Linked DNA regions of Homo sapiens: region 2 is linked to region 1. The links are chromatin loops, found by intact Hi-C in ENCODE. Cell type or tissue: MCF 10A. All regions are shown on one strand. Each heading gives the region's core, and the rest is flanking DNA. Links, peaks and the distances in the headings are about the cores only.

Evidence for each region. Peaks named below come from ENCODE experiments on the same cell type or tissue, not always from the same donor. Only the 100,000 strongest peaks of a DNase experiment are listed, where the experiment ranks them.
Region 2: a loop joins it to region 1, with 5 times the contacts of the local background. A loop is called at or near these places in 3 of 110 quality-filtered maps.

What each region holds. Positions count from the first base shown.
Region 1 is chr9:6,050,578-6,061,646 of GRCh38, reverse strand. No RefSeq gene overlaps it. Among named protein-coding and RNA genes, the nearest start is that of RANBP6, 40 kb to the right of the region's middle. In MCF 10A, for the core only: CTCF peaks have their summits at 6,250 (motif pointing left) and 6,929 (motif pointing right); DNase peaks (open chromatin) are centred at 6,216 and 6,966.
Region 2 is chr9:6,662,903-6,673,054 of GRCh38, reverse strand. It overlaps the pseudogene RPS3AP54 and the pseudogene RNF2P1. Among named protein-coding and RNA genes, the nearest start is that of GLDC, 22 kb to the right of the region's middle. RefSeq lists a cis regulatory region at 7,946-7,959 and an enhancer at 7,881-8,025. In MCF 10A, for the core only: a CTCF peak has its summit at 5,202 (motif pointing right); a DNase peak (open chromatin) is centred at 5,214.

The sequences.
Region 1 (11,069 bases), core at 1,701-9,700:
ATGGGCTAAATGCTCCAATTAAAAGACACAGACTGGCAAATTGGATAAAGAGTCAAGACCCATCAGTGTGCTGTATTCAGGAAACCCATCTCACATGCAGAGACACATATAGGCTCAAAATAAAGGGATGGAGGAAGATCTACCAAGCAAATGGAAAACAGAAAAAAGCAAGGGTTGCAATCCTAGTCTCTGATGAAACAGACTTTAAACCAACAAAGATCAAAAGAGACAAAGAAGGCCATTACATAATGGTAAAGGGATCAATTCAACAAGAAGAGCTAACTATCCTGAATATATATGCACCCAATACAGGAGCACCCAGATTCATAAAGCAAGTCCTTAGAGACCTACAAAGAGACTTAGACTCCCACACAATAATAATGGGAGACTTTAACACCCCACTGTCAACATTAGACAGATCAACGAGACAGAAAGTTAACAAGGGTATCCAGGAATTGAACTCAGCTCTGCACCAAGTGGACCTAATAGACATCTACAGAACTCGCCACCCCATATCAACAGAATATACATTCTTCTCAGTATCACATCACACTTATTCCAAAATTGACCACATAGTTGGAAGTAAAGCACTCCTCAGCAAATGCAAAACAACAGAAATTATAACAAACTGTCTCTCAGACCACAGTGCAATCAAGCTAGAACTCAAGATTAAGAAACTCACTCAAAACCACTCAACTACATGGAAACTGAACAACCTGCTCCTAAATGACTACTGGCTACATAACGAGATGAAGGCAGAAATAAAGATGTTCTTTAAACCAATGAGAACAAAGACACAACATACCAGAATCTCTAGGACACATTTAAAGCAGTGTGTAGAGGGAAATTTATAGCACTAAATGCCCACAAGAGAAAGCAAGAAAGATCTAAAATTGACATCCTCACATCACAATTAAAAGAACTAGAGAAACAAGAGCAAACACATTCAAAAGCTAGCAGAAGGCAAGAAATAACTAAGATCAGAGCAGAACTGAAGGAGATAGAGACACAAAAAACCCTTCAAAAAATCAATGAATCCAGGAGCTGGTTTTTTGAAAAGATAAACAAAATTGATAGACTGGTAGCAAGACTAATAAAGAAGAAAAGAGAGAAGAATCAAATAGACACAATAAAAAATGTTAAAGGGGATATCACCACTGATCCCACAGAAATACAAACTACCATCAGAAAATACTATAAACACCTCTACACAAATAAACCAGAAAATCTAGAGGAAATGGATAAATTCCTGGACACATACACCCTCCCAAGACTAAAGCAGGAAGAAGTTGAATCCCTGAATAGACCAATAACAGGTTCTGAAATTGAGGCAATAATTAATAGCCTACCAACCAAAAAAAGTCCAGGACCAGATGGATTCACAGCAGAATTCTACCAGAGGTACAAAGAAGAGCTGGTAACATTCTTTCTGAAACTATTCCAATCAATAGAAAAAGAGGGAATCCTCCCTAACTCATTTTATGAGGCCAGCATCATCCTGATACCAAAGCCTGGTAGGGACACAACAAAAAAAGAGAATTTTAGACCAATATCCCTGATGAACATCAATGCAAAAATCCTCAATAAAATACTGGCAAACCGAATACAGCAGCACATCAAAAAGCTTATCCACCATGATCAAGTCGGCTTCATCCCTGGGATGCAAGGCTCGTTCAACATACACAAATCAATAAACGTAATCCATCATATAAACAGAACCAAAGACAAAAACCACAAGATTATCTCAATAGATGCAGAAAAGACCTTTGACAAAATTCAACAGCCCTTCATGCTAAAAACTCTCAATAAACTAGATATTGATGGGACGTATCTCAAAATAATAAGAGCTAGTTATGACAAACCCACAGCCAATATCATACTGAATGGACAAAAACTGGAAGCATTCCCTTTGAAAACTGGCACAAGACAGGAATGCCCTCTCTCACCACTCCTATTCAACATAGTGTTGGAAGTTCTGGCCAGGGCAATCAGGCAGGAGAAAGAAATAAAGGGTATTCAATTAGGAAAAGAGGAAGTCAAATTGTCCCTGTTTGCAGATGACATGATTGTATATTTAGAAAACCCCATCATCTCAGCCCAAAATCTCCTTAAGCTGATAAGCAACTTCAGCAAAGTCTCAGGATATAAAATCAATGTGCAAAAATCACAAGCATTCCTCTACACCAATAACAGACAAACAGAGAGCCAAATCATGAGTGAACTCTCATTCACAATTGCTTCAAAGAGAATAAAATACCTAGGAATCCAACTTACAAGGGATGTGAAGGACCTCTTCAAGAACTAGAAAACACTGCTCAACGAAATAAAAGAGGACACAAACAAATGGAAGAACATTCCATGTTCATGGATAGGAAGAATCAATATCCTGAAAATGGCCATACTGCCAAAAGTAATTTATAGATTCAATGCCATCCCCATCAAACTACCAATGACTTTCTTCACAAAATTGGAAAAAACTACTTTCAATTTCATATGGAACCAAAAAACAGCCTGCATTTCGAAGACAATCCTAAGCCAAAAGAACAAAGCTGGAGGCATCACGCTACCTGACTTCAAACTATACTACAAGGCTACAGTAACCAAAACAGCATGGTACTGGTACCAAAACAGACATATAGACCAATGGAACAGAACAGAGCCCTCAGAAATAATACCACACATCTACAACCATCTGATCTTTGACAAACCTGACAAAAACAAGAAATGGGGATATGATTCCCTATTTAACAAATGGTGCTGGGAAAACTGGATAGCCATATGTAGAAAACTGAAATGGGACCCCTTCCTTACATCTTATACAAAAATTAATTCAAGATGGATTAAAGACTTAAATGTTAGACCTAAAACCATAAAAACCCTAGAAGAAAACCTAGGCAATACCATTCAGGACATAGGCATGGGCGAGGACTTCATGACTAAAACACCAAAAGCAATGGCAACAAAAGCCAAAATTGACAAATGGGATCTAATTCAACTGAAGAGCTTCTGCACAACAAAAGAAACTACCATCAGAGTGAACAGGCAACCTACAGAATGGGAGAAAGTTTTTGCAATCTACTCATCTGACAAACGGCTAATATCCAGAATCTACAAAGAACTTAAACAAATTTACAAGAAAAAATCAAACAACCCCATCAAAAAGTGGGCAAAGGATATGAACAGACACTTCTCAAAAGAAGACTTTTATGCAGCCAAGAGACACATGAAAAACAAACAACCCCATCAAAAAATGGGTAAAGGACATGAACAGACACTTCTCAAAAGAAGACATTTATGCAGCCAAAAAACACATGAAAAAATGCTCACCATCACTGGCCATCAGAGAAATGCAAATCAAAACCACAATGAGATACCATCTCACACCTGTTAGAATGGCAATCATTAAAAAGTCAGGAAACAACAGGTGCTGGAGAGGATGTGGAGAAATAGGAACACTTTTATACTGTTGGTGGGACTGTAAACTAGTTCAACCATTGTGGAAGTCAGTGTGGCAATTCCTCAGGGATCTAGAACTAGAAATACCATTTGACCCAGTCATCCCATTTCTGGGTATATACCCAAAGGACTATAAATCATGCTGCTATAAAGACACATGCACACTTATGTTTATTGCGGCACTATTCACAATAGCAAAGACTTGGAACCAACCCAAATGTGCAACAATGATAGACTGGATTAAGAAAATGTGGCACATATACACCATGGAATACTATGCAGCCATAAAAAACGATGAGTTCATGTCCTTTGTAGGGACATGGATGAAACTGGAAATCATCATTCTCAGTAAACTATCGCAAGAACAAAAAACCAAACACCGCATATTCTCACTCATAGGTGGGAATTGAACAATGAGAACACATGGACACAGGAAGGGGAACATCACACTCTGGGGACTGTTGCGGGGTGGGGGGAGGGGGGAGGGATAGCATTAGGAGATATACCTAATGCTAAATGATGAGTTAATGGGTGCAGCACACCAGCATGGCACATGTATACATATGTAACTAACCTGCACATTGTGCACATGTACCCTAAAACTTAAAGTATAATAATAATAAAATAAAATAAAATAAATAAAAAATAAATAAATAATAAATAAATAAATATTGTTACACATTATGGTAAGCATCATAAACTAGCCTTCAATGTTCTTTTAAATAAGTAATATTCCTGAAGGGTAAGACAAATACAGGGAAAATGAATAGAAAATAATGCTAAAGGAAAACCAGCAATTTAGGAAAAAAATTGGATACTGATTTATTTATCCTGTTTGCGTGCAATACTGAGAAAATTAATGGCTTAATTAGGAAAATGAGGAAAAAGACAAAGATGTAAATGTATAAAGGACATTTTGATGTGTTTCAAGCATTGTAGAAGCTTGTAATACTGATCCTTTATTGTACCTAATTTACCTAAAAAAATAAGACTTTTCTTTTCATTGGTATAAAGAAAAAAAGAAAAAATGCTCATCATCACTGGCCATCAGAAAAATGCAAATCAAAACCACAATGAGATACCATCTCAGTTAGAATGGCGATCATTAAAAAGTCAGGAAACAACAGGTGCTGGAGAGGATGTGGAGAAATAGGAACACTTTTACACTGTTGGTGGGACTGTAAACTAATTCGACCATTGTGGAAGACAGTGTGGCGATTCCATAAGGATCTAGAACTAGAAATACCATTTGACCCAGCCATCCCGTTACTGGATATATACCCAAAGGATTATAAATCATGCTGCTATAAAGACACATGCACACATATGTTTATTGTGGCACTAGTCACAATAGCAAAGACTTGGAACCAACCCAAATGCCCATCAATGATAGACTGGATTAAGAAAATGTGGCACATATACACCATGGAATACTATGCAGCCATAAAAAAGGATGAGTTCGTGTCCTTTGCAGGGACATGGATGAAGCTGGAAATCACCATTCTGAGCAAACTATTGCAAGGACAGAAAACCAAACACCACATGTTCCCACTCATAAGTGGGAATTGAACAGTGAGAACACTTGTTCACAGGGTGGGGAACATCACACACTGGGACCTGTCGTGGGGTGGGGGGAGGGGGGAGGGATAGCATTAGGAGATATATACCTAATGTAAATGACGAGTTAATGGGTGCAGCACACCAACATGGCACATGTATACATATGTAACAACCTGCACATTGTGCACATGTGCCCTAGAACTTTAAGTATAATTTAAAAAAGAAAAAAGAAAAAAGTTACAAAACCTTTTTCTCAAAAAAAAAAAAATTTAATCTAAATAGGGATTGAGTACCACAACTCAGTATCACACCTTCCTGAAGTTTATCCATTTTCTGTGACTTACAACCTCTTCTGCATCAGTGTTCATCCTTCCTTCCCTTCCAATAAGGGCTTGGTATATACTCATTGATCACCAAAAATTCAACCCTTTAACATTATATTATTTTATGGATATGTTAATTATTGTAATGAAAAACTTCAAATGTATAAAAAAAGATTATATAAGGAACTCCAAATTACCTATCTCCCTGCTTTAACAATTATCACATAATCATCTTATTTTGACTATACCTTCTCCCCCAGATTGTTTTGAAGTAAGTTGTCTTATCTGTAAGTATATGTTGCTTTTGCCAGTATAACCAACTCTGTTTTATGTTTGTTCCTTGGGTTCTTTGTGCAATTTTCATCATTTGATTTATCAGTTCCTATTCAGGAGTTGTGTCTTCTACTTTTGAACTTGCCGTGTGCATCTCATCATGATTACACCTTGCTGGAATTCAGTATATGTGAAGTATGATGTCTACGTACAAAAACCCAGAATGGAGCCAACAGGAAAAATAAAACTCTGACAACACGGTTGAGAGAAACAATACCACAGTCACCCACCTGTGTGTTGAAGAAAATCTTTAATCTTGTGTAGAATGAATGTTTAGGTAATTGGTTGGCTAATAGCTCCTCAGAACATTGAGGGGTATATAATTTTTGTATTATATACTACTTTAAAATAGGAAAACCCATTACCAACCACATCTTATATACTAGACCAAAATTTCTTAGTTAATGGATTTGCATTTTATCTGCTAGGAATTTGGAACTACCACTTAAGACTAAGACTATTGCGAAGTTTCTGTGACCACATCACCACTCTGTTTCTCAATCTTCTTGGAGGTAACAGATTCTTGTTCAACCTGCTGACTTACTCTTTCTTACCCTTAAAGCAATAGCACCACCCTGTGGCAAGATTTAAAATGTTTCCTCACACTGGCAAATACAACTTCCATCTTACAACTTTAAGATGCCAAGTGACTCTAGCGGACTGGTGAAGTTTTGGGCCTCTTCTCATATTAAAGTTTTTAAATGTATAAAATACAATACATGGAATTACAAAGGAAATCAATTATATGAAAATACTGTTGTGGTCAGGTGTCCATGGAATCTAGTTAGGAAGCCATAATACAAGACTGGGAACATGACATTTTGGTTCCTTCAGAAGCAACTCCTCTCTGTTCTCATAATTAAGGATCATTATTCTAGTTGAGTTTGCAGATAGGCTTTCAGGAATTACATAATGGTTTTGGCTCTATCTCTATAAGTATTTATATGGTTTATGAGAAAGGAAAGGTTGTTGGAGACAGTAGGGGAGTTTATAAAATAGAAAGCATCTACACAGTGAAAACATGTTGGGTTTTGTATCTAGGTCCTTTAAATTATTGAAGTTTAGATATTCTTGCCAAAAAGGAAGGATAGATTCCACAGAGTGCTCCTGAAAGGGTAGTCTCAAGGCATAAGGGCTTATCCTGAATGCTTTTATGAGGCTTACAAAGTAAAGCAAACTCGACAATTAATGTTATTCAGCCCTGCTGGGTAAATTTGCTCCAGATGCCTCAGAATTAAGTTCCCTCCAAGGGCTAATGAAGTAGCTCTAGGTGCCACTAGAGGGCACTGTGAGGACTCTGTTGCCAGTTAGGTGAGAGGAGCTATTGGACGGCGGCCCCCTGGAATGGGAACTCAAGGAAGAGGCAGGAAGGAGAGGACTCAAGGTGCAGGAAGGAAGATAGTTAACATTGCAGATCTTAGTTTATAAGTAAATAGTAGTAATAAAGCCTTACCAGATATTTCAGGCTCCCCCATCTACTGAGTACATGGTAGGACTGCACTTCTTAATCCTCCTGTAGTGGGTAGGACCATATGATTGGCCCTGGCCAATATCCAATAAGTTGTCAGCAGGGATGGTATGTATCTCTTTTCTCCTCCTTCTCCTCCCTCTTCTTCTCCTCCTTCTTCTTTTTTAAACTTTGTAGAGACAGGGTCTCACTATGTTTCCAAGGCTAATCTTGAACTCCTGGCCTCAAGCAATCCTCCCGCTTAGGCCTTCCGGAATACTGGGATTACAGACATGTATCTGTTCTGCACCAAGCATTGAATTGTTGGTGCCAGACCCTCCAGAGTTCTCTTTCCCCTTGACATAAGTACTAACAATATTCAAGATGGTAGCTACTCTGTCAGCCTGGGTCCCTGAGTAACTACAATGGGCAGAGTCCCCCTGCTGATCCACAGTGGACAAGTAACATGATTCAAAAATAAATCTCATCTAAAACCACAGGCATTTGGGGATTAATGCTTACTGCAGCAGAGCATACATAACTTTGATTATCACAGCTAGGTACTCAACCAAGTATTTGCATGTTCAATCCTCTCAATATATTTATTTTTTCCTTTTTTCAGATGAGAAAATTGAGGCTTAGAAACTGTAAGGACTTACCCAAGGTCATGGAGCAAGGTAAGTCCTTTGACCTTATATCATGCTTCTTAATTACTATGTTATACTACATACCAAGACCAGTTAGAATCTGTGTTACATGTTCCCAATAAAGAAAGGAGAAATTCATGGAGCCAGAAATGCAAGAGGAAGGATCACTGAACCTAGCTTCTAGCCTATGGATCTTGAGTTACCCTCAATATTTAGCAGATAAGAGTGCTGCCAATCTCTCCAATAACTTGAACTGGATTTGTCTTCTTTCTCCACAAACTCTCCCCTGGTTTTGCAAATCTTCCACCCAGATCCCTTGCCTCCAGTTCCTCCCTCCTCCAGTCATCTCACTTCTCACACTGCCTTCCACATCATCTTTTAAGTCATCATCTTAGCTCCCACCAGGACCACCTAGGGAGCTTTTCAAATACACATGCATAATTCATGCAGGGCCTGAGCAAGTATTTTTTTTCATATGTGGCTACAGTAGAAGACCCTAATATGAAAGACTGATTTTCATGTTTCTATACTATCAGGTCCCAGTTAACCTTTTCTCACTTATTGTCCACACAGTGCTCCACAGGTCATTTACAATAGAGATTATTATCCCTTGAATAAAACATTAAGAATATATTTATGTCCCCAGGCCTCTGCTCCAGTTGTTCCCTTTCCGTGAAATTTCTTCCTCATCCCCATCGGTAAAAATTCTACCATCGCTCAAATGTTTCCACCTTCATGTAGTACCCCCTTGCTGTCCCAAGTCACAATTCAGACTTGATTCCTTGGGCTCTTACAGTATTCGGCTTCTATCTGTACCAGAGTTTTGATAATTCTGTCTTTATTACATTTATTTATACATGTCTGTCTTCCCCACTAACCTGTCAACTCCTGAAGGGAGGGGCCCAGTGTTTTGTTTTTGGTTTTTGCCCAGTGTTTTTTTTGTGGGGGGGGGGGGGCGGGGGGCAGGGATTGGATTTATTTATAATAAGAAAGGCTGAATTGAGAGCTTACTTTTTTTTCCTAAAATTTAAAACAGTACTAGTAAAACCTTACCCTCCTCAGCTGACCTTATTTCAGGTATAAGAGTACAAAGCTTCTAGGTAAGCTGCTCTCATGATGTAAGAGCATGACTGATAGCACCAAGCCTGTTTAAATTCACTGAGAGCCAGGAGAGGTCACATAGCAGAGGCATCTAGTCTGAGCATGTTTTCAGACTCCAAGTATTTCCAGTGTTATTTTGTCTTGGGATTCCACAAACTACCTCCCACAATGCTTAATATCTAGCAAATACTCATTATACTTTCAAATGCAACTTACTTTGATGAATTTATGTATTTATTCATTTATTCCACAAATATGTATTGGAGTGCTGACACTGAGTGCTTACTTTGAGCGAGTCACCAGAGACACAGACAAAATGTCAGCCTTCATTAAGTCTACATTCTAGTGGAGGAGGCAAACAATAAACAGGATGAGTAGGTTATATACGTAGTATGTTAGAAGATAAGTGCCAAGGGGAAACACAAAGCAGAGATGGTAGATGAGCATCAGTTTGAGTGGTTTGTGTGCACATTAAAGTTTGAGGAGCTGTGCTCTAAATGGAGCCATCTTTACAGGGATTCTTTGCAGAATAATGAATGGAGATACATGCCAGATCCCAAAACAACTATTTTAGGAAGCAAAGAGATCCCGGGTCAGTTTCTTGAAAATTCAGAGCCAAATGCTGACATGACACCAGTATAAACTCACAATGGAATCACAGAACTTCCTAAGAATTTTTCCTCATATTTTTTAGACAAGTATGTATATACATGTGTGTGCTTAACTGATGTATGATTAGAAAAAAAGGAACTAACATTGTTGTTGTTGTTGTTGTTTAGTGCTTTGCTATGGTTTAGATGTGGTTTGTTCCCTCCAAAGCACATGTTGAAATTTGATTCCTAAAGTAATGGTGTTAAAAGGTGGTAGGGTCCATAAGAGGTGTTTAAGTCATAGGGGTTCCACTCTCATGAAGGGATTAATGCCATTCTCACAAGAGTGAGTTAGTTCTCATGGGAGGGAGCGTTATTATCACAAGAGTGGGTTATTATAAAGGTGAGTTCCGCTTTCTTGTTTCACTCTTGCTTCTTTTCTTGTCATGTGGTCTCTTGTTTTTCCACCATGTTAAGAAGCACCATGAGGCCCTCAACAGACACAGCTCTTCAATCTCAGACTTCCCAGCTTCCAGAAACATGAGCCAAAACACATCTCTTTTCTCCTCCTCCTCCTCTTCCTCCTCCTCCTTTTCCTCTTCCTCCTCCTCTTCTTCTTCCTCTCCTCCTCCTCTTCTTCTTCCTCCTCTTTCTTCCTCTTTCTTCTTATTATTCTTCCTTTTTATTAAGTTAAGGGGTACAGGTGCAGGTTTGTCATATAGGTAACCTCATGTCATGGGGGTTTGTTGTACAGATTATTTTGTCACCCAGGTATTAAGCCTAGTACCCACTAGTTATTTTTTCTGATCCTCTCCCTTCTCCCACACTCCACCCTCCAGTAGGCCCCAGCATATGTTGTTTCCCTCTATGTGTGCATGTGTTCTCAATATTTAGCTCCCACTTATAAGTGAGAATATGCGATATTTGGTTTTCTGTTCCTGTATTAGTTTGCTAAGGATAATGGCCTCCAGCTCCATCCATGATCCTGCAAAGGATATGATCTCATTCTTTTTTATGGCTGCCTAGTATTCCATGGTATATATATACATATATATATCACATTTTCTTTATCCAGTCTATTATTGATGGACATTTAGGTTGATTCCATGTATTCACTATTGTGAATAGTGGTGCAGTGAACATATACGTGCATGTGCCTTTATGATAGAATGATTTATATTCCTTTGGGTATATGCCCAGTTATGGGATTGCTGGGTTGAACAGTAGTTCTGTTTTTAGCAATTTGAGGAATCACCACACTGCTTTCCACAATGGTTGAACTAATTTACCCTCCCACCAACAGTGTATAAGCATTCCTTTTTCCCCTTTGCAGCACCCGGTATTTTTTGACTTTTTAATTATAGCCATTCTGACTGCAAACCTCTTTTCTTTATAGATTATCCAGTCTCAGGTATTCTGTTACAGCAACCAAAAACAGACTAAGACATGCCTGTTATATGAGGCATTGTGTTACTATAACAGGAATAAACCTTAGACCAAAAACAAGGATAAATCAGAAGGATTACATTTGCATTTAATCAAATTAAATTCATTTTGACTCCAAAGATATATATATTACATTTGTTAGAATTGGGGGCTCTCATTCTGTTGC
Region 2 (10,152 bases), core at 497-8,496, 610 kb before region 1:
GAGTGGGTTAGTTATCATGGAGGTGGGTTTCTGATAAAAAAAAATGAGTTGGGGCTGGGCGCAGTGGCTCATGCCTATAATCCCAGTACTTTGGGAGGCTGAGGCGGGTGGATCACCTGAGGTCATGAGATCGAGACCAGCCTGACCAATATGGTGAAACCTCTGTCTCTACTGAAGATACAAAAGAGCCAGGCATGGTGGCATGTGCCTGTAGTCCCAGCTACTAGGGAGGCTGAGACAGGAGAATTGCTTGAACTCGGGAAGAAGAGGTTGCAGTGAGCCGAGATTGTGCCTCTGCACTCCAGCCTGGGCAACAGAGAGACACTCCATCTCAAAAAAAAAAAAGAAAGAGTTGAGACCGCTTCCTCTTCCCATCTCTTGCCCATCCAACAAGGCCCTCACGAAATTCTGGCACCTTGATATTAAACTTTCCAGCCTCCAGAACTGTGATAAATAAATTTCTTTTTAAAATAAATTACCAGTCGGTGGCATTCTGTTATAACAACACAAAACAGAGTAAGAGAGCTTGCCATTCTTGTATTACATCCTGATTCCTTCCAACTTTGCCATGATGGCACACAGGAAGAGCCAGAGCCCAGTCTCTGAGAAAACAATTTCTGTCAATGTAACTTTAATTGGAACATTTAGGGCAAGAGGATTAATTATTGGGCAACTTTACTGCTTAGTCTACTTTTTTTTCTGACACAGAGTCTCGCTCTGTCACTCAGGCTGGAGTGCAGTGGCGTGATATTGGCTCACTGCAAACTCCACCTCCCACCACCTAAGTCTGGCCCTGCTTAGTCTGCTTGATTATTTGTTATTTTTCTCTTAAGTCTTTTCCTGTATGCTTGGTTTTCTTCAAGACCGTTTTGATTAAAGCCACTTTTTGTTTCACTGCTGTTTTTCTCTGAATGTGAACACAGAAATATGTGTTAGGTTTATGTATGCAGCTGTTTATTCCTGCATTATCTTGTATTGGTAAAAATCTGAAATAAACTACATGTCCATATTGAGTCTGGTTAAATAAAAGATGATAACATATGGCCCAGAGTGGTGGCTCACGCCTGTAATCCTAGCACTTTGGGAGGCCAAGGTGGGCAGATCACTTGAGCTCAGGAGTTCAAGACCAACCTGGCCAACATGGTGAAACCCCATCTCTACTCAAAATACAAAAATTAGCCAGGCGTAATGGTGCATGCCTGTAATCCCAGCTACTCTGGAGGCTGAGGCAGAACTTGGGAGGCAGAGGTGAGCCAAGATCGCACCACTGCACTCCAGCCTGGACGACAGAGTGAGACTCCGTCTCAAAAACAAAAATTATCCAGGTGTGGTGGTGTGTGCCTGTAGTCCCAGCTACTCCAGAGACTGAGGTAGGAGGGTTGCTTGAGCCCTGGAGGCAGAGGTTGTGGTGAGCCAGAATTGCATTGCTGTACTCCAGCCTGGGCAACAAAGCAAAGCCCTGTTTCAAAAAAAAAAAAAAAAACAGAGAGAGAGGTTATTGGACTTTAGATTGACTGGAGCTTCGAGATTTTTGTTATTTTTTTAGTTTCCTTTTCTTTACCACTTAAAAAAAATACCATTGAGAGCAAGCTTATTTTAAAATTAGATTTTTTTGTTTGTTTGTTTTTGTTTTTGTTTTGAGATGGAGTTTTGCTCTTGTCACCCAGGCTGGAGTGCAGTGGTGCAATCTCAGCTCACTATAACCTCAGTCTCCCGGGTTCGAGAGATTCTCCTGCCTCAGCCTCCCAAGTAGCTGGAATTATAGGCGCCTGCCACCACGCCTGGCTAAAATTTTTTTTTTTTTGAGACAAAGTCGCGCTCTGTTGTCAGGCTGGAGTGCAGTGGTGCGATCTCCGCTCACTGCAACCGCTGCCTCCCTGGTTCAAGTGATTCTCCTGCCTCAGCCTCCCGTGTAGATGGGATTACAGGCATCTGCCACCACGCCCAGCTAATTTTGTATTTTTAGTAGAGAGGGGGTTTCTCCATGTTGGTCAGGCTGGTCTCGAACTCGACCTCAGATGATCCGCCCACCTCGGCCTCCCAAAGTGCTGGGATTACAGGCGTGAGCCACTGCACCCAGCTGCCACTACTTTCAATGTCAAAAACCACAATTACTTTTGCACCGACTACACCTAGTATCTACTGTTTCTAACTTACATATCTAAAACTCTTGGTTCAGGTCTCAATGGTACAATTTATTCAATGACAATATGCAAAGGGTTTTGTGTTTCTGTAGTGCACTGGTTCTCAAAGGACATTGTCAAAATCTCTAAGATTAACCCAAGTTTGTGGGCTGTTTCTGGGATTTCCAAAATTTAACAGGCACTGGGGTACAGAAGAAAAAGCATGAAGGTTGAAGCTGATAGACATGGATCAAAGCCTAATTCATCTCTCAGCTAGTTTCAAAACAGAAGCCAAGTTAAACTGTCTAGGCTTTATTTTCTCATCTTTAAAATGGGGAGAGAAATATTAACTCAGAGGGTTGTGGGGAGACCTGAATTAGAGTATGCCCATGGAGCAACTGGTGAATGGAAGGTGCTCAAGTCCACAGGTGTGTTCTCACTCCCTCTAGTAACAAAACAGTGCAGTCGGCCTGCCACACTTGCAGTTTACATCCTAGATCCAACCAACTGCAGATCAAAAATGTTCAGAAAAAAACAAATAATAAAAAGCAATAATACAACAATAAAAATTATACAAATAAAAAACACAGTATAACAACCATTTAAATAGCACTTACATTGTATTAAGGTATTATAAATAACCTAGAGATTTAGAATATTTGGAAGGATGTACATAGGTTACATACAAATTTGACACCATAGTATATGCACCAGAATATATTAGGGACTTGAACATGCGCGGATACGCGCAGATTTTGGTATCCGTGGGGACAGAGTGGGGTGTCCGGGAACCCTGGAGGCTTGTGTTAAAATGCTCTTTGCGGCTCGCTATATTGTAAGGCGGTGCCAGCTGCCGCGGCAGCCGATTACCCGAGTCTCGCTCCTGCATGGCCAGTGAGCCCCTGGCTGGGGTGGGAGCCTCAATGTCTCAGGCTGTGCAGACAAAAGGAACTCAACCATTAAGCAAAACATGGGAACTCAGTTTATATGAGTTACAATGAACACCTCAGTGACTCTCTTACAGAAGGCAATAACAGATGGCTTAGAAATTGTGGTTTCACCTCGAAGTCTGCACAGTGATTTAATGTGCCCAATTTGTTTGGATATGTTGAAGAACACCATGACTACAAAGGAGTCTTTACATCGTTTCTGTGCAGACTGCAACATCATAGCCCTTAGAAGTGGCAACAAAGAATGTCTTACCTGTTGGAAAAAACTAGTTTCCAAAAGATCACCAAGGCCAGACCCAAAGTTTGATGCACTCATCAGCAAAATTTATCCAAGTCGTGATGAATATGAAGCTCATCAAGAGAGAGTATTAGTCAGGATCAGCAAGCACAATAATCAGCAAGCACTCAGTCACAGCATTGAAGAAGGACTGAAGATAACTGCAGCGAGGCAAGAAACAATAGATTGAAAATGGTAGTGGAGCAGAAGATAACGGTGACAGTTCACACGGTAGTAATGCCTCCACACATAGCAATCATGAAGCAGGCCCTAGTAACAAATGAACCAAAACAACTGATGATTCTGGGCTTGAGCTTGATAATAACAATGCAGCAATGGAAATTGATCCAGTAATGGATGGCGCTAGTGAAATCGAATTATATTCAGGCCTCATCCCACACTTATGGAAAAAGATGACAGTGCACAGACAAGATACATAAAGACTTCTGGTAACACCACTGTTGATTACTTATCCAAGTATCTGGCTGTGAGGTTAGCTTTAGAAGAACTTCGAAGCAAAGGTGAATCAAACCAGATGAGCCTTGATACAGCCAGTGAGAAGCAGTATACCACTTATATAGCAACAGCCAGTGGCCAGTTCACTGTATTAAATTGCTCTTTTTCTTTGGAATTGGTCAGTGAGAAATACTAGAAAGTGAACAAACCCATGGAACTTTACTATGCACATACAAGGGAGCACAAATGAGCTTTTAAAAACCAATTCTGAGACTGAACTTTTTTATAGTGCATTTCTTTAATATTAAAGATGTACCAGCCGGGCGCGGTGGCTCACGCCTGTAATCCCAGCACTTTGGGAGGCCGAGGCGGGCGGATCACAAGGTCAAGAGATCGAGACCACCGTGAAACCCCGTCTCTACTAAAAATACAAAAAATTAGCCGGGCACATTGGCAGGCACCTGTAGTCCCAGCTACTCGGGAGGCTGAGGCAGGAGAATGGCGTGAACACGGGAGGCGGAGCTTGCAGTGAGCTGAGATCGCGCTACTGCACTCCAGCCTGGGTGACAGAGCGAGACTCCGTCTCAAAATAAATAAATAAATAAATAAATAAAAATAAAGATGACTGGCATTACTTTTATGGACAGATCTTGGATATGTTGTTCAGTTTTCTTTCTGAGCCAGACTCGTTTACGCTATTCAAATCTTTTCCCCTTAACTTAAGATTTCCTTTTTGGAAGGGACTGCAATTATTCAGTACTGTTTTCTTTTCTTTAAAAAAAATACCTGAAGTTTCTTGTGGGTTTTTTCCCCCCACAAAGTGTGGTTCCACTTGGAGCACCCTTTGACCCAGGAATTTTTCATAGTTTCTGTATTCTTAAAGATTCAGTTGGCTGTCCTTTTCCCGCTCCCCTCAAAAGATTTTTAGTCATACACAATGTTAAATATTATGTATTCCGACTTTTTTTCCCCTGGAGTCTTGTATATTCATAGTTTTCTATATAAACTGTGGTACCATCATGAAGACCCAAGGCTCAAATTTACTGTCCTTAAAAACAGTTCTCATAGGATTATTCTTTTCATGGTATTTCTTTCATAATATCTCATTTTAAAAAGAAGTTCTTTATGAACTTAGTGTCCATTGTCATGCAGTGTTATTTTTTTTTTCCATTTTTCCCGCATAATTTTGGAATTTCTGGTCCTGGAAAGAATCAAACAAAATCTTAAGTTCCATGAGAACTTGGTTCATGAACAGATTTTGCTGAAGAAAGAAAAATTAAATTGGTAGTAAAATACAGTCTTCAAGTATTAAAAAAAAATGCTCTTTGCTGAGGGAAAACACTAGATTAGTTTGTTAGGGCGCATCTAATTTTTTAATGTGACCATTAGATGGCAGCATTCAGGTGGGATTTCCTGTATCAGACCAAAGGCTTCTCCCCTCTCCCCACTTCCACCCAAAACACAAAAACAAGCTATCCTTCTGAGTGCCTCAGTTGGAACAGCAATTGAGGGATACTGTTTGGGAACGCGATTGCCAAGGGCGAAACTAAAAGAATTCTACTAGGTAGAAGAGGGGAATAATAATAAGAGTTGATAGTATTTACATGCACTAGGCATTCACTGTTCTAAGCACTTTTATATATGTTAAAATAAAGGGTAGGTAAATAAATTAACAAAACTCCAGTCCACAAACCCCCGTCTCATATAGAGGGGAGCTATAAAACTTTTTTTTGTTGTTACAGACAGGTCTCACTCTCACCCATGCTGCAGTGCAGTGACATGTGCTTGTAGCTCATTGCAGCCTCCAACTTTTGGGCTCAAGCAATCCTCTTGCCTCAGGCTCCTGAGTAGCTGGGACTACAGGTGCCTGCCACCATGCCGGCTATTTTTTATTTTATAATAAAATAATAAAATACCTAATGTATATTTTATATTGTTAAATATAATATTTATATTATATATAAATACAATGTAATATTAATATAACATTAATATAATTAAAATATAATATTTATATAATTATAATATAATAATAAGGCTGGGCGCAGTGGCTCATGCCTGTAATCTCAGCACTTTGGGAGGCCGAGGCCAACATGGTGAAACCCCATCTCTACTAAAAATAGAAAAAGTAGCCGGGTGCGGTGGCAGGCGCCTGTAATCCCACCTACTCCGGAGGCTGAGGCAGGAGAATCACTTGAACCCTGGAGGTGGAGGTTGCAGTGAGCCGAGACTGCGCCACAGCACTCCAGCCTGGGCGACAGAGCAAGACTCCATTTCAATAATAATAATAAAAATAAAATAAAATAAAAATAGCCATCATGGTGCCAAGCACCTATAGTCCCAGCTACTCAGGAGGCTGGGCAACCACCTTTGAGAAAAGGCTATCTAGTCACAACTGCTTTTTTTTTCTTTCTTTCTTTCTTTTTTTAATAGAGACAGGGTTTTGCCATGTTGCCCAGACTGGTCTTAAACTCCTGGGCTCAACCTATCTGCCTGCTATGGCCTCCCCAAAGTGTTGGGATTACAGGCTTGAGCCACTGGGCCTGGCTTACAAATATTATTATTTTTTTTGAGATGGAGTTTTGCTCTTGTTGCCCAGGCTGGACTGCAATGGCATGATCTAGGCTCACTGCAACCTCTGCCTCCCAGGTTCAAGCGATTTTCCTGCCCCAGCCTCCCGAGTAGCTGGGACGACAGGTGCGTGCCACGACGCCCAGCTGATTTTTGTATTTTTAGTAGAGACAGGGTTTCACCATGTTGGCCAGGCTGGTATCGAACTCCTGACCTCAGGTGATCTGCCTGTGTCAGCCTCCCAAAATGCTAGGATTACAGGCGTGAGCCACTGCACCCGGCATGAAAGAGTGACCTTTGGAAACTGACTGAGTCTGTTCCTCTTCTTGGGAGCTGCTGCTTTTCTTTTTTTTGAGACAGAGCCTTGCTCTGTCACCCAGGCTGGAGTGCAGTGGCGCGATCTCGGCTCACTGCAAGCTCCACCTCCCAGGTTCACGCCATTTTTCTGTCTCAGGCTCCCGAGTAGCTGGGACTACAGGCGCCCGCCACCACACCCGGCTAATTTTTTGTATTTTAGTAGAGACGGGGTTTCACTGTGTTAGCCAGGATGGTCTCGATCTCCTGACCTCGTGATCTGCCCGCCTCAGCCTCCCAAAGTGCTGGGATTACAGGCGTCAGCCACCGCACCCAGCCAGAGGAAGACTCTTAACAAATCTTGTCCATTGGAAAGGCACTGACTCAAATCTGCAGAACAAATCTTACTAAACAAGCATTGTTTACTATACTTTCTCTGGTCATCTCCCCACTACTTGCCTCCCCATTCCCAGAAACCCAAAACTCCTTTTCTTCTGTTTAGTCTGAGATGTTATATCAGTCCCAGTTCTAACCAGCCCTTGGGGTTACTCATATGGGTGTTTCCACGTATACATGCAAGATGCACAAGTTAGTGAACTTCTGTTTGCTTTACTCATGCTAATCTGTCTTTTGCCAGACTAGTTTACAGGGACTCAGCTGGAGACCCTAAGATGAGTAAAGGAAAATTACTTCTTTTCTCCCATGCATATGTTTCATCTTGACTCTACTTGGCTTTTTTTCCTCTTCATTTTTTGTGAAGGCTGTATGTGTCTGGGCTTCAATATTTTCAAATGTATGGATGAGTTGTTCGTCTTCTTGCAGTATCTTTTTTTTTTTTTTGAGATGGAGTCTTGCTGTGTCGCCCAGGCTGGAATGCAATGGCACGATCTTGGCTCACTGCAACCTCTGCCTCCCGGTTTCGAGCAATTCTCCCATCTCAGCCTCCTGAGTAGCTGAGATTAAGGACACCCGCCATCATGCCCAGCTAATTTTTTGTATTTTTGTAGAGACAGGGGTTTCACCATATTGGCCAGGCTGGTCTCGAACTCCTGACCTCAGGTGATCTACCCACCTCGGCCTCCTAAAGTGGTGGGATTACAGGTGTCAGCCACTGTGCCTGGCCATTGCAGTGTCTTTATATCCAATGCACTCACTTTCTAAAATGCATAGAGGATGTTCTATGTGCTATTCCAGAGGTCATTTTTGCAGAGATAATGGCATTTGAGATAAAACACCCATGGTTTATTTGCTCTTTTCACAAGCTGGTCACTGAGTGAACTTTGGAATTGACTCTGATACCTGTTGGTGTAAAGCTCTGTCCAGGCAGTGCTGGATTACACCACCATGGCCAGCAAAGCCAGGAAACTCCATGTGGAAGGGAAAGGCCTCAGTGAGGTGACCCACTTAAGTGTTTTGCCCAATGCCACAAGGGGGGCAAAGTCTGACCATTCTGAAAACTTGTTCCTGTTCCCTTGAGCCACTGTGGGATTTCCTCCCATCTTTAATCACTGGCCATCATAAGCAGTGATTGGAATCGGGTGCATTCCTTCCTTGTCATTCACTCTGTAGCCTTGCACAAATGGGCTGACCTGGGGTTAATTGTTACCTCAGAGGTCACAGGGATCTCCTGCGCACACATTCCATGCAGTCTTTTCCTGTTTCCCTTCCCTCTGACCTCACCGGGTTGTCTGGTCACAGTGTCCCCACCCCATTTATGACATTTTCTCCTCTTTGGTCTCCAGGACTCTATGCTGCCCTGCCTCCTCTCTCTCAAGACTTCTTTGCTTCCTTAAGGAGCTTTGCTCTCGCTCAAGTATAGGTGACCCTCAAGGTTTGGTTGGATCTGTGTGGTTGAATCCTTTCCCAAACAGCCTGCTTGAACACTGTATGCTAACTCACTTCCCCTCACCCAACCCCTGGAGATAGCTCTGGAGCTCAGATCCCTCAACCTGACCTCTGACCTCCACCACACAGGAGCAACTGGCCTGCTCTGTCCTTCCCCTTCGATGCTCCCACCAACCCCCAAGCTCACCTTTCTGGAGCTAGTCAGCTTCCTACACCCTGGACCCACTCTTCACGGACAGCCCTGTTTCCATTATGGTGGCCAAAACCCTCCCATTTGTTAGACTCACATCTCAGGAATGACCTTTGATCATTCACCTGTAAGTAGCAGTAAGGGTCTTCATTGCATTTTACTAATATCAAGTAACTGTTTTTTGTTTTGTTTTGTTTTAGACGGAGTCTCACTCTGTTGCCCAGGCTGGAGGGCAGTGGCACTATCTTGGCTCACTGCAACCTCCGCCTCCCAGGTTCAAGCATTCTCCTGTCTCAGCCTCCTGAGTAGCTGGGACTACAGACGCTTGCCACCACGCCTGGCTAATTTTTGTATTTTTAGTAGAGACGAGGTTTCACCATCTTGGCCAAGCTGGTCTTGAACTCCTGACCTCAGGTGATCTGCCTGCCTTGGCCTCCCAAAGTGCTGGGATTACAGGCGTGAGCCACCGTGCCAGGCCAAGTAACTGGTTTTTGTTTGTTTGTTTGTTTGTTTACAAATAGGACTTTTTGTCACTATTAAAAGTCTGAATTTTAAACAGATACTTGAATTGGTGGTTCATATCTATCAGCTCATTCAACTTTAGCACCTGTCTTGTCCCCAGGAGCTTTTCCAGAACTACTGCCTTGACCATGAAGCTCAATGAATTTTCCCAATTCAAACTTGGGCCGCTTTTCTTTTGAGATGGAGTCTTGCCCTGTCGCCCAGGCTGGAGTGCACTGGTGCTATCTCAGCTCACTGCAATGTCCGCCTCCCGGGTTCAAGCGATTCTCCTGCTTCAGCCTCCTGCGTAGCTGGGATTACAGGCGTGCCATCACACCTAGCTAATTTTTCTATTTTTAGTAGAGATGGGGTTTCACCATGTTGGTCAGGCTGGTCTCAAAATCCTGACCTGGTAATCCGCCCGTCTCAGCCTCCCAAAGTGCTGGGATTACAGGTGTGAGCCACTGCGCCCCGCATGCATTTTCACTTTTCTAATCAGGACATCAGGCAGAGGATAAATAGACTGGTAAGCCTTTTCTTTGTCTTTTCCAATGCTATCTGGAATCAATTTATTGACCACCTTTTCAAGTCACTTTTCTGCACCTCTCAGGTCATGTTTTCAGTCATCTCCTTGGCATACTTGTTGGTATGTGTGTAAGAGGTTTTCTGTATCTGACTGGTTTTTTTTTTTTTTTTGAGACGGAGTCTTGCTCTCTTGCCCAGGTTGGAGTGCAGTGGTGCAACCTTGGCTCACTGCAACCTCTGCCTCCTGCGTTCAAGCAATTCTCCTGCCTCAGCCTCCCAAGTAGGTGGGATAACTGGTATGTGCCAGCACACCCAGCTAATTTTTTTTTTTTTTTTTTTTTAGTAGAGACAGGGTTTCACCATGTTAGCCAGGCTGGTCTCGAACTCCTGACCTCAGGTGATCCGCCTGTCTCAGCCTCA